2 separate regions of the Homo sapiens genome follow, and region 1 is linked to region 2. A link is a contact called in ENCODE Hi-C data. All regions are on one chromosome and are shown on one strand. The core of a region is the stretch at or near the end of the contact, and the rest is flanking DNA. Distances in the headings are between cores, read along the strand shown. Region 1 overlaps EGFR (epidermal growth factor receptor). Region 2 overlaps SEC61G-DT (SEC61G divergent transcript).

Region 1 (5,213 bases), core at 1,328-3,827, 380 kb before region 2:
ACCCAACCTGTCCCTCTATCCATTCATATATTTATTGAACAAACACTAGAGGTTCTCTGTCCCAAATTCTGTGCAGGTTAAATATGTTTCCTCCTCTCCAGGACGCTTGATCTGGTGGTGACACAACCCCGTAAGCAGATCATTTTGAGCCGGTGTGAAGAGCACAGTGAGTGTGGGCAACATGGAAGCAAAGAGCAGGGGCCTCTGACCAGGTCTGGGAGGGATGCCTGGGAAGTGGGGCCTTCCTCCAAAAAGCTATGCCCAAGGTTGTGAGGCCCTGAAAGCAGTAACTGTGGCATTTTCTTCACCATCCAACATGACACTAGGATGCTATTGGGTGGTCCAATGTGTATATCAGATGACTGGATGGAAGTCATTCAGACCGAAGGGGGGATGTCCTCAGCCACCTGGAGGAGCAGGAAAGCACGCGGTGGACATGAGAACCACTAGCCCCAGCCAGACCACGATGGGTGTGAGAACCACTAGCCCCTCCTGAACCACGATGGGTATAAGAACCACTAAGCCCCTGCCGGACCACGATGGGTGTGAGAACCACCAGCCTCTGCCAGACCACGATGGGTGTGAGAACCTCTAGCCCCTACAGGACCACGATGATGCAGGCTGGGAGGGCTGGGCTGGTTTGGGGAGGGAGCACAAGGCCAGAGTGCACCTTGTGGAGGAGCTGTCTGTAATTGAGAAGGAGCCACAGGAAAGAGATCTGCATTTGCAGGAAGCTCTCATCTGACCCCAGGCTGGGGGCTGGGCCAGCTGAGAGCACTGGATGAAGAGACTGATGTTCAGGTGTTGGATGGCAGGGGGTTAGAGTATCATCCAGAGGCTTCTCCTCTCCCTGCTGCTCTTCTTTCCCCCATCTTTTTCCTTTCTCCTACACAGATGAGTGGTCTCGCATAGGAGCCTGTAACCAATACCATTAGGAATTCTCCCCCACATATGCCCAGGGAGGCCAGGACACCAGGGCAGAGCCAGGTTTTCCTTGCAGGGCAGGTCTGGGGCCTCAGTGAGTCACACCCTGGAACGTGTGGCCACCCTGTCTCAGTAGGAGCTGGAATCACCAGACTTCTCATTAAATGTGAAAAGTAAGTAACCCTTATCTTGTTTAAATCCCTACAACTAAGCCAACTGGCTCATACCAGCCATCCAAGAAAATTGCTCTAAATCTCTTATTTTTATAAGAATCTTGGTCAAAGAAAGCATTCCAGAGAATTCAGAGCAAAAAGGCCTTTCTGGGAAGCAACGGTAGCCACATATTTAGTATCAGAGATTCAGAGCCAAGGGAGTTTATGGGAGGCAATGCATATTTCACGCACTCTTATTCTCTTTAATGTTGCACAGTATTATCTAGTGCTTTAAGAGTCAAGTAGGGGCAGCAGTTCTCATAACGAGGCTGCTTCCAAGGCGGGTTTCACTAAGAGATTCCCATCTCCTCCTCCACACCACTAAACTGATGATTACCATTACCATATTAAAGATGCTTGTGTGTGAGCACCTGCATGTCTATTCCACTGTCAAAGCTGAAAAAGTGGAAATTCTTGAAGAGTGGTGCTAAAAAGTCTCTCTGGTCCCTGTGATAAGATGTGCATAACCTCAATTGCATCCTGAGAAAACACCAGCTGAACAGACATGGTTAGACAGTGTGCAAAGTACCTGACCCACACGTTTTGTAAGTGTCAAGGCCGTGAAAGACAAGGAAAGACACAGGAGCTAATATAGGTTAGAAATGGACTGAAAAGATTTGACAACTAAGTGCAATGTGGGATCTGGAGTGGACACAGAAGCAGAAGCACTGGCGAGCGCTGAGAAGTCTGTGGTTTAGCGGACAGCCTGTGCCAGTGGTCGTGCAGTCTTGCTCCCTGTGCCTGCTCATGTGAGATAGCATTTGGGAATGCCGGCGAGAGATGCAGGAGCTCTGTGCCCTATCTTAGCAACTCTCCTGTTAAGCCTAATTTCCAACTAAAAAGGCAAATGTAATCTACCAGGCTTTGGCTGTGGTCAACTTACTGTTGCTTGGTCCTGCCGCGTATGATTTCTAGGTTCTCAAAGGCATGGAGGTCCGTCCTGTTTTCAGGCCAAGCCTGAATCAGCAAAAACCCTGTAAGGCAGATGAAAGACTTCAGACACACACCACGTAGGAGTTTCTTTTTTGTATGAGACATTACTCTAGACTCTCAGGGACTCTGTATTATATGAACAGTAAGTGGGAAAATTGGATTTGCTTTCTTTTTCATTATCATCTTCTCTGAGTGTACATGCGCAGGGCGGACGCAGGCCGAGCCACAGTTCACAGCTGCCTCCCGCCTTCCGCTGCGATTCCGCATGTCTCCCGCCGCCCCCCTGGCTGTGGCCCTGAGACCCCTGCTGCGCCGCGTATCTGATTACCCCGAAGAGGCTCCTGCTGCGATTATCTGCCAATTGTGGATCTGGTATCACATACAAGGAGCTTTACAAATTTTCCTTATTTGATTCCAACCTTAAAACAGTCTTGTTATTTTGGTCTAATCTTCCCATTTTAGAGAGGAAGGAAGCGGAGCTCAGGCGGCAGTCATAGACCCGAGGCTTGCCCGTGGCCCCACAAGGCTCTGGCGTCCAGTTTCAAAAGCCTGAGGCCCAGGCTGCCTGTCACCTACCCCTGTCCCCTCCCTCTACCCTCAGGGGTTATGGGCCACCAAGGCAGCTGGCTGGGGCCGGGCGGGAGGGAGAAAGCGTGTTTACACCGCAGTGAATGACCCAAGCCTGGACTTAACGTGTCCCCTTTTGCCTGCAGGAGAAACTGCACTTTTGAAAAATATCAAAACATCAGCCATTAACGGTAAAATTTCAGAAGAAATGTTTTTATTCCAAGGGAACAGGAAATATGTCGAAAAGTTCTCTCTCTAAAACACTGATTTCCCATTTATATTCATGTGATAATTCAGCTCAAACCTGTGATTTCCTTTACGGTTTTCAGAATATCCAGTTCCTGTGGATCCAGAGGAGGAGTATGTGTGAAGGAGTCACTGAAACAAACAACAGGGTGATTATTGATCACCAATCTCTACCAGTTAAAAAGGCAGATTTTGTTTTTCTTTATACAAGCAACTGAACCTGTGACTCACCCCCTAAATGCCACCGGCAGGATGTGGAGATCGCCACTGATGGAGGTGCAGTTTTTGAAGTGTTTAATATTCGTAGCATTTATGGAGAGTGAGTCTTTAAATTCACCAATACCTATTCCGTTACACACTGCAGAGATAAGAGAGACGTGTATTCCGTTCACATTTGTTGGATTAAGAATAGCTAGGGATCCACAGGCAGAGGGAAGCAGGAAGGAATTCCGGTCACCGGAACCGCCACTGCCACATCATCCTTCATTCACTCAACAAACACTGAAGGGGCTGGGGAGAGTGCAGGCGGGAAGGGGGGACACCAGGACCTATAGTACACTTTGGGGCTACGGCGGTGTAGGAGATGCCATCCCTGTCACCTCACACTGACCTTGCGTTCTCCTCATTATTTCCCATGGGCCGCTTGGAGCTGCACTGCTTCCAGCTCTGCCTTCCCTGGATTCTCCCCAGGGCTGGGCACCTGGCAGCTGCTGAGCGGGGCTGGCTCTGTGACTGTTCTCATCAGAGCCCCCCACCCCGTCACAACCTTCAGTGCCTTCCCATTGCCTAACCTAGCTTTACAGCTTTATCTTCTGTTTTAAAGAAACGATATGTATAGTTGTTTTTTAATGAGAAGAGGAAGATGTGTTCCTTTGGAGGTGGCATGAGAGCCCAGCCTCAGCAGCCGAGAACAAGCCTCGTCCGCACACCGGCGGGCTTCCTACCTTTGCGGCAAGGCCCTTCGCACTTCTTACACTTGCGGACGCCGTCTTCCTCCATCTCATAGCTGTCGGCCCCACAGGCTCGGACGCACGAGCCGTGATCTGTCACCACATAATTACCTGGGGAAGAGAGCATGAAAGGAAGGTGATGACGGTGGCACCAGGTGCTCGGGCCTCACACAGGCGGTCCAGGTCCTCTTGAGGGGTGATGGAAAGGCTCCATCCTCCTTTGGCTTTATTTACTTTAAGGACAAAGAATGAAAGGTTGCAAATAGAGAAGGAATCCCGTTCAAGAGTTTAATAACATTCTAGGCCGCAATGTGGACAATACAGGTGTTTCATCATGGCAGGAAACACTGGGTCCCTTGAGGGGCCAGCTGTTTTGCGTCCCAGCAGGCACCTCAGCCCTCTCCTCCACCTGCTCTCACCTTTAAAGTAATTCATTTGTATTAATAGCAGACTTCTGCGTTATTTTTAGGAGCTCTATGTCTTCCTTTTTTGTTTGTCTGAGATGGAGTCTTGCTCTGTCACCCAGGCTGGAGTGCAGTGGTGTGATCTCAGCTCACTGCAACCTCCGCCTCCTGGGTTAAAGCAATTCTCCTGCCTCAGCCTCCTGAGCGGCTGTGATTACAGGCGTGCGCCACCACGCCCGGCTAATTTTTGTATTTTTAGTAGAGACGAGGTTTCACCCTGTTGGCCAGGCTGGTCCCAAACTCCTGACCTCAGACAATCCAGCCCCTTCAGTCTCCCAAAGTGCTGGGATTAAAGGCATGAGCCAATGAGCCACTGTGCCTGGCCTGTTCCTGTTTTAAGTTCCCCAAGAAGATCCTCAAAAATATTTATAGGACATTGATGATTCTTCTGTGAACCATCTGCTCTTGGTATCTCAGGCTCGAAGTGTTTTCCTATGGATTTTAAAGCTCTGTTAAGCCCTATCTCAAAGATATATCTGTGTCATCACTGTGGCACATTTTTCTTTAGCTTTGTTTGTCATTTACCTTATAATGGCTTATTATTTTGTGTTTTTTTTTTCCATACGGAATGTAAAATTTTTCATGTACACAAATCTGGCAGGGTAAAATCTCCCCCTCATAATTGTTCTTTCAATTTTTTTTCTCAGTTAATCTCCCCTTCTAGAGATCAAGAGTGGCTTCTAAAACTCTTTCATTAGACAAAGTTTTGCTTTCTCTGTCAGGAATTATTTTATGTCACAATTTCCCTAAACCCTGGAGCCACCAGTACAAATGTAAGTACAAACAAGCAAAACTCAAACCCAAACCATTAAAACAAAACAAAATAAAAACAAAAACAAAACCTCTGCAATACTCCTAAGAGGCATAACTTTCACTAGAATTTTAACCACTCAAGAAGGCAGGTCTTCTGATAGACT
Region 2 (5,310 bases), core at 154-2,653:
CCAGCTTCCGCTTATCTCCCCACAGTGCGTGGAACCTGGGTGGGGCAGCAGGGCCATCAGGGCTGCAGGGTTGGGCCTTAGCGAGGGAAGCTTGTCAGGTCCATGCATGGCCCAGCTAGGAAGTTAGCCTTTACTCATGGTCTGAGGTTCCCTGTCTCCCGGCTCTTCTGTTTGTCAGTCCCCGATCCCTGCCCCACACCGCCCCCCAGCCAGTGACTGCGGTTGTCCTAAACTTTGTCCTCTGGTTCTTCAAGGCAGTGGGATGTTCTCCATGTGAGCTTTCACCATCCACGTGGCACAGACCAGGGGCTGCCCCAAGAGTACAAGTCGTGGAAATGGGAGGTTCACCGGCACCTCCTCCTCCTGTAGGACCCCGCCCTCGGCCGGCCCCTGCCTGCCCTCTCTCCAGTCTGCACTTAGCTGCTCTGTACATGGAGGCTAGAGTCCACAGTTATCTGTAGAGTTCTAGAGTTCGTCTGATGGACACAACTTTGTAATTACCAAGAAATAATTTTTTTTTTTTTTTTTTTTTAAAGACAGTCTTGCTCTGTCGCCCAGGCTGGAGTGCAGTGGCATGATCTCGGCTCACTGCAGCCTCCACCTCCCGGGTTCCAGCGATTCTCTTACCTCAGCTTCCTGGGTAGCTGGGATTACAGGCACATGCCACCACACCCAGCTAATTTTTGTATTTTTAGTAGAGAAGGGGTTTCACCACGTTGGCAAGGCTGGTCTTGAACTCCTCACCTCAAGTGATCTGCTCGCCTGGGCCTCCCAAAGTGCTGGGATTACAGGCGTGAGCCACTGTGCCTGGCCCAAGAAATACTGTCTTACACAAAACATTCTGAATCAAACGGATGGTTTCCAGAATGGATTCATTTTCTTTTCCCCTCTGCTAATAACCTGGTCCTAGGCTCCCTTAGAAGACGCAGTTGCTGCAGGGTTTCCCGCCTCCGAGCAGGTGAGGGCATTCACGCTTCTGCACTGCCCTCCAGTGGCTGACTGCCTGAAATGCGAATCAGATTCTCTGGGAAGCAAAGCGCTCTTCCCAGAGGTAAGGCGACTTCTCAGGGGCTTCCATTATGGAGTAACAAACCGCAGTAGACATGAGTCTCCCTAATAACGAAATAGATTACTGGATTGCAAACTATTTACATTTTTCACTTTTATTTGCAACAACAACAGAAAAACAAAAGCTCTTGAGATGTTTAAAGGATCCGTGACGTAGTTATTGAGTGTAGACAGTAATTAAGTATATTAGAGAAGACTCCCATAAGCACCTGGAGAAGAAAGTACTGAGGACAATCGTGTCAATGACGTGAAGAACTGCCAGGTGAAATGAGACTTTATTGAGAAAGACGCCATACACTTTTGCTTTCTCTGAGTAACACCGCCATCTTGTGTCTTTTCTCCATACTTCCGATAAAACTAGGCAAATCTTTTGCTACTTTGAGCACTTCTAAATGTTTTCTAATAGAAAACATTTTTGGAGCTTTGGGATTCCAAAGCATTTAGGAGCTTTGGAATGTTCTTTCAAAGCTCAAACAGGAGAAAATACACATAAACTCTTCTTAAAAAACTGCATGGAGGTGTAGTTTATATTCAATAAACTGCACCTTTATATCAGTTCAAGGGGTTTTGGCGAATGTATACACCCAGTCAACCTCAACACAACATGTAGATTTCCATCACCTCCCAAAGTACCCTTGTACCTATTTACAGGCAAGCTCACCCCAGCTCTTGTCCAGGCAACCACTGATCTGCTTTATGTCCGTTCTGACTTTTAAGAATTTCATCTAAAAGGAATTATATAGCATGTACTCTTTTGTGTCTGTGTAAATACTTGCTTTTTCCATTTAACATAACACTTTTGAGATCTATTCATTTTGTTAAATCTAACAGTATCTTATTCATTTTTCCTTCTCAGTACTATTCTCTTGTATGAATATACCCCAATTTATTGACCCAGTCTCCTGTTGATGGGCACCTGGCTTGCTTCCAGTTTTTGACTATTAAGATTGCTATGAGCAAATGTGTGTAACAAATGTGTACAAATGTTCTCATTTCTCTTGGTAAATACCTAGAAGCAAATTACTGGTAGAGTAAGTAGATATTTAACTATAAAAAAACAGCCAAAGTATTTCCTAGAATAGTTATACCATTTTCTTTTTTCTTTTTTTCTTTTTTTTTTTTTTGAGACGGAGTCTTGCTCTGTTGCCCAGGCTGGAGTGCAGTGGCACGATCTCACCTCACTGCAACCTCCACCTCCCAGGTTCAAGCAATTCTCCTGCCTCAGCCTTCCGAGTAGCTGGGATTGCAGGTGACTGCCACCACACCTGGCTAATTTTTGTATTTTTGGTAGAGACAGGGTTTCATCATGTTAGCCAGGCTCATCTTGAACTCCTGACCTCAAGTGATCCACCTGCCTCGGCCTCCGAAAGTGCTGGGATTACAGGTGTGAGCCACCGCGCCTGGCCAGTTACACCATTTTCTATTCCCACGGCAATCAGTGAGAGCTCTGGCTGAGCCATGTCCTTGTCAATATCTGGTATGATCATCCTTTTGAACATTGATTCTAATGGGTGTGTGGAGGTGACTCATGATGAGTTTAATTTGCATTTTCCTGCTAACTAATAATGCTGAGCATCTTTGCATGTGGCTATTGGCTATTTGTATATATTCTTTGGTTAAAGTCTGTTTAATTCATTTGCTTCTCTCACTTTATAAAATTGGGTTATTTATCTTCTAATTATTGAATCATAAGATTTCTTTATATATGATGCTCTATAAAAGTATCTTGTCACATATATATATCGTTATTTTTTTCCTAGTTTGTGACCTGCCTTTTTATATTATTAATAGTATCCTTTGGGGAGCAAACATTTTAAATTTTGATAGTCTAATTTATCATTTTTTAAAGTTACAGATTTGTGGGCCGGGCGCAGTGGCTCACGCCTATAATCCCAGCACTTTGGGAGGCTGAAGCGGGCGGATCATGAGGTCAGGAGATTGAGACCATCCTGGCTAGCACGGTGAAACCCTGTCTCTACTAAAAAAAATACAAAAAGTTAGCCGTGCGTGGTAGCGGGCGCCTGTAGTCCCAGCTCCCTGGGAGGCTGAGGCAGGAGAATGGGGTGAACCCGAGAGGTGGAGCTTGCAGTGAGCCGAGATCGCGCCACTGCACTTCAGCCTGGGTGACTGAGTGAGACTCCGTCTCAAAAAAAAAAAAAAAAAATTATAGATTTATTACCTCAAAAATGTTTGCCTACATTGAGATCACAAAAATTTTCTCCTACATTTTTCCTAGAAGTTTTATAGTTTTACTTTTTGCATTTTCATCCATGATCTTTTTCATGTTAACTTTTGTGTATCATATGTTGGAAATACTAAAGTTTTTTTTTTTTTCCATACAGATATATAATTGTACCAGCATCAGCTCTGTTCCTGTTCTTAGCTCCTGTTCTTAGAGAAAATAAGTTCAGTCTTTTGCCATTAGGTATGATGTTAGCTGCACATTTTTAAAAGTGCCCTCTATAAGCTTGAGAGTTTCTTTTTATTCCTGCTTTGATGAAAGTTTTTGTAATAAATGTGGCTAAATTTTGTCAAGTGCACTTTTTCTTCTAGTCCTAAGGGAGAAAAAAACATTTTCCCCTCCTATTAATGTGAGGAGTTGCCTTGGTTTTTCAAATATTAAGACAACCTGGCACTTCTAAGAAATGTTCCACCTGATTGTAATATATTGTCCTTTTTATACATAGATGGATTCTATTTGTTAATATCTTGTTAAAGATTTTTGCATCTAGATTCATGAAGAATATTGGTGTAAAGTTTTCTGTATTTGTCTGGTTTTGGTATCAGCATGATGCTGGCTTCAAAAATTGAGTTGGAAAGGGTTCTTTTTATATTCTGAGAGAGGTTATGTTTTATTACAATTACTATTGCTTTTTTAAATGTTTGATAAAATTCACCAGTGAAGACATTTGGGCCTGGGAGTTTTGCTGTAAGAAGGAAATTATGAATTCAATTTCTTTAATACATATAGAGCTATTCAGATTTTCTAGCAACAATTTTTGTTGTACACTTTTTTCATTGATTCTAAGTTATCAAATTTAATGGCATAAATTTGTTTGTACTGTTATTACCCATTTAATGTTTGTAGGACTGGTAGCACTGTCTTTTCTTTCATCCCTAATATTGGAAATTTCTATTTTTTTTCTGATCAGTTTAGCAATAGATTTATCGAGATTGATTTTTTGAAGAATCCTTTTAGTTGTATTGATTTATCTCTGTTGTCTGTTTCTAGGGGTAGCGAATTTTTCTGTAAATAACTAATACATATTTTAGGTTTGCTGGCCATATGATTTGTAAGGCAGCACTAGACAACAATAAGTAAATGAATGAGTGGGACTATTTTCAAATGCAAATATTCACAAAAACAGTGTGAAGCCATATTTTTGCCTGAAAAGTTGTGATTTGCTGACCCTTGTTTTATTAAAAGTCTATCTTTACTTTTTGCTTCTTTCTACTTACTTTGGTGTTAATATTCTCATTTTTTCTAGCTTTCTGATGAAGAAAGTATAATTCCTTGGTTTTGAAGAACATTCCCAATGGATATGGAATTTGAGGTTCATACTCCCTCCTCTCACTCCCCACCCCAACTAGTGGTTTAAAGAGGTGATTCTGCCCTTAATTGCTTCCTATGATATATCTGCTCTTGGTTTTATCTTTAGTCCTCTGTATATATGTGTACTTTTTAAAATTTGGCTTTTTAAGATTATCTTTTTCTACTATGTCTTTTATTTAGGTTTTTTGAGCTTATTGGATACGTCAGTTTATAATTAGTCAAATTTGGAAAATTTTGTATTCATTGATGTCACATTGGCACCTTGAAATCAGCCAGAGTGGGAATATTTACATCATGAAAATTGGCCAATGCTATGGATTGAGGCTTTTTTCTCCATAAAGGTATTTGTTAAAATTTGCCAATATATTTCTGCCCACAGTTCACCAATGTTGGGCTCATTTTCAATCTCCTTTTCTCTCTGTGCTTCTACTATCATAGTTTCTATTGCTGTGTTCAAATTTACTGATCTTTTCTTCTGAAGTTCTCATTGGATGTTACACCTATAGTGGATATTTTTCATTCTAGATATGTTTTTCAGCTCTAGAAGTTCTGTTTGGTTCTTGTTAAAACATTTTCTATTGATTTTTTCATTATGTTTAATTTTCTTTAAATCCTTGGGCTTATTTTTACAAATGATTTTTAAAGTCACTCACTTAAGTCTTTCCTCTCTGCTATCTCTGCATCTGCCT

The links. Hi-C counts contacts between places; a loop is a spot of excess contacts on that map. Pooled maps may share reads with other maps.
Region 1: a map of IMR-90 shows a loop between it and region 2 (5-fold over the local background). The contact joins two enhancer-like sites. A Hi-C loop is called at or near these places in 5 of 168 maps with a recorded cell type or tissue (Caco-2, Calu3, IMR-90 and 2 more), 2 of 37 single-sample maps with no recorded cell type and 7 of 50 pooled maps.

What each region holds. Positions count from the first base shown.
Region 1 is chr7:55,154,560-55,159,772 of GRCh38, reverse strand. It overlaps EGFR (epidermal growth factor receptor), which reads right to left. Exons shown (of 28, transcript NM_005228.5): 8 at 3,827-3,943; 9 at 3,114-3,240; 10 at 2,941-3,014; 11 at 2,020-2,110. Among named protein-coding and RNA genes, the nearest start is that of EGFR-AS1, 32 kb to the left of the region's middle. RefSeq lists enhancers at 2,420-3,619, 3,200-3,772. Within about 2 kb of position 2,577, at least 7 of the 41 ENCODE cell types and tissues checked have a DNase peak (open chromatin) inside an H3K27ac peak, as active enhancers do.
Region 2 is chr7:54,770,009-54,775,318 of GRCh38, reverse strand. The region is part of intron 1 of SEC61G-DT (SEC61G divergent transcript); the gene reads right to left. Among named protein-coding and RNA genes, the nearest start is that of SEC61G-DT, 13 kb to the right of the region's middle. RefSeq lists a silencer at 908-1,067. Within about 2 kb of position 1,403, at least 7 of the 41 ENCODE cell types and tissues checked have a DNase peak (open chromatin) inside an H3K27ac peak, as active enhancers do.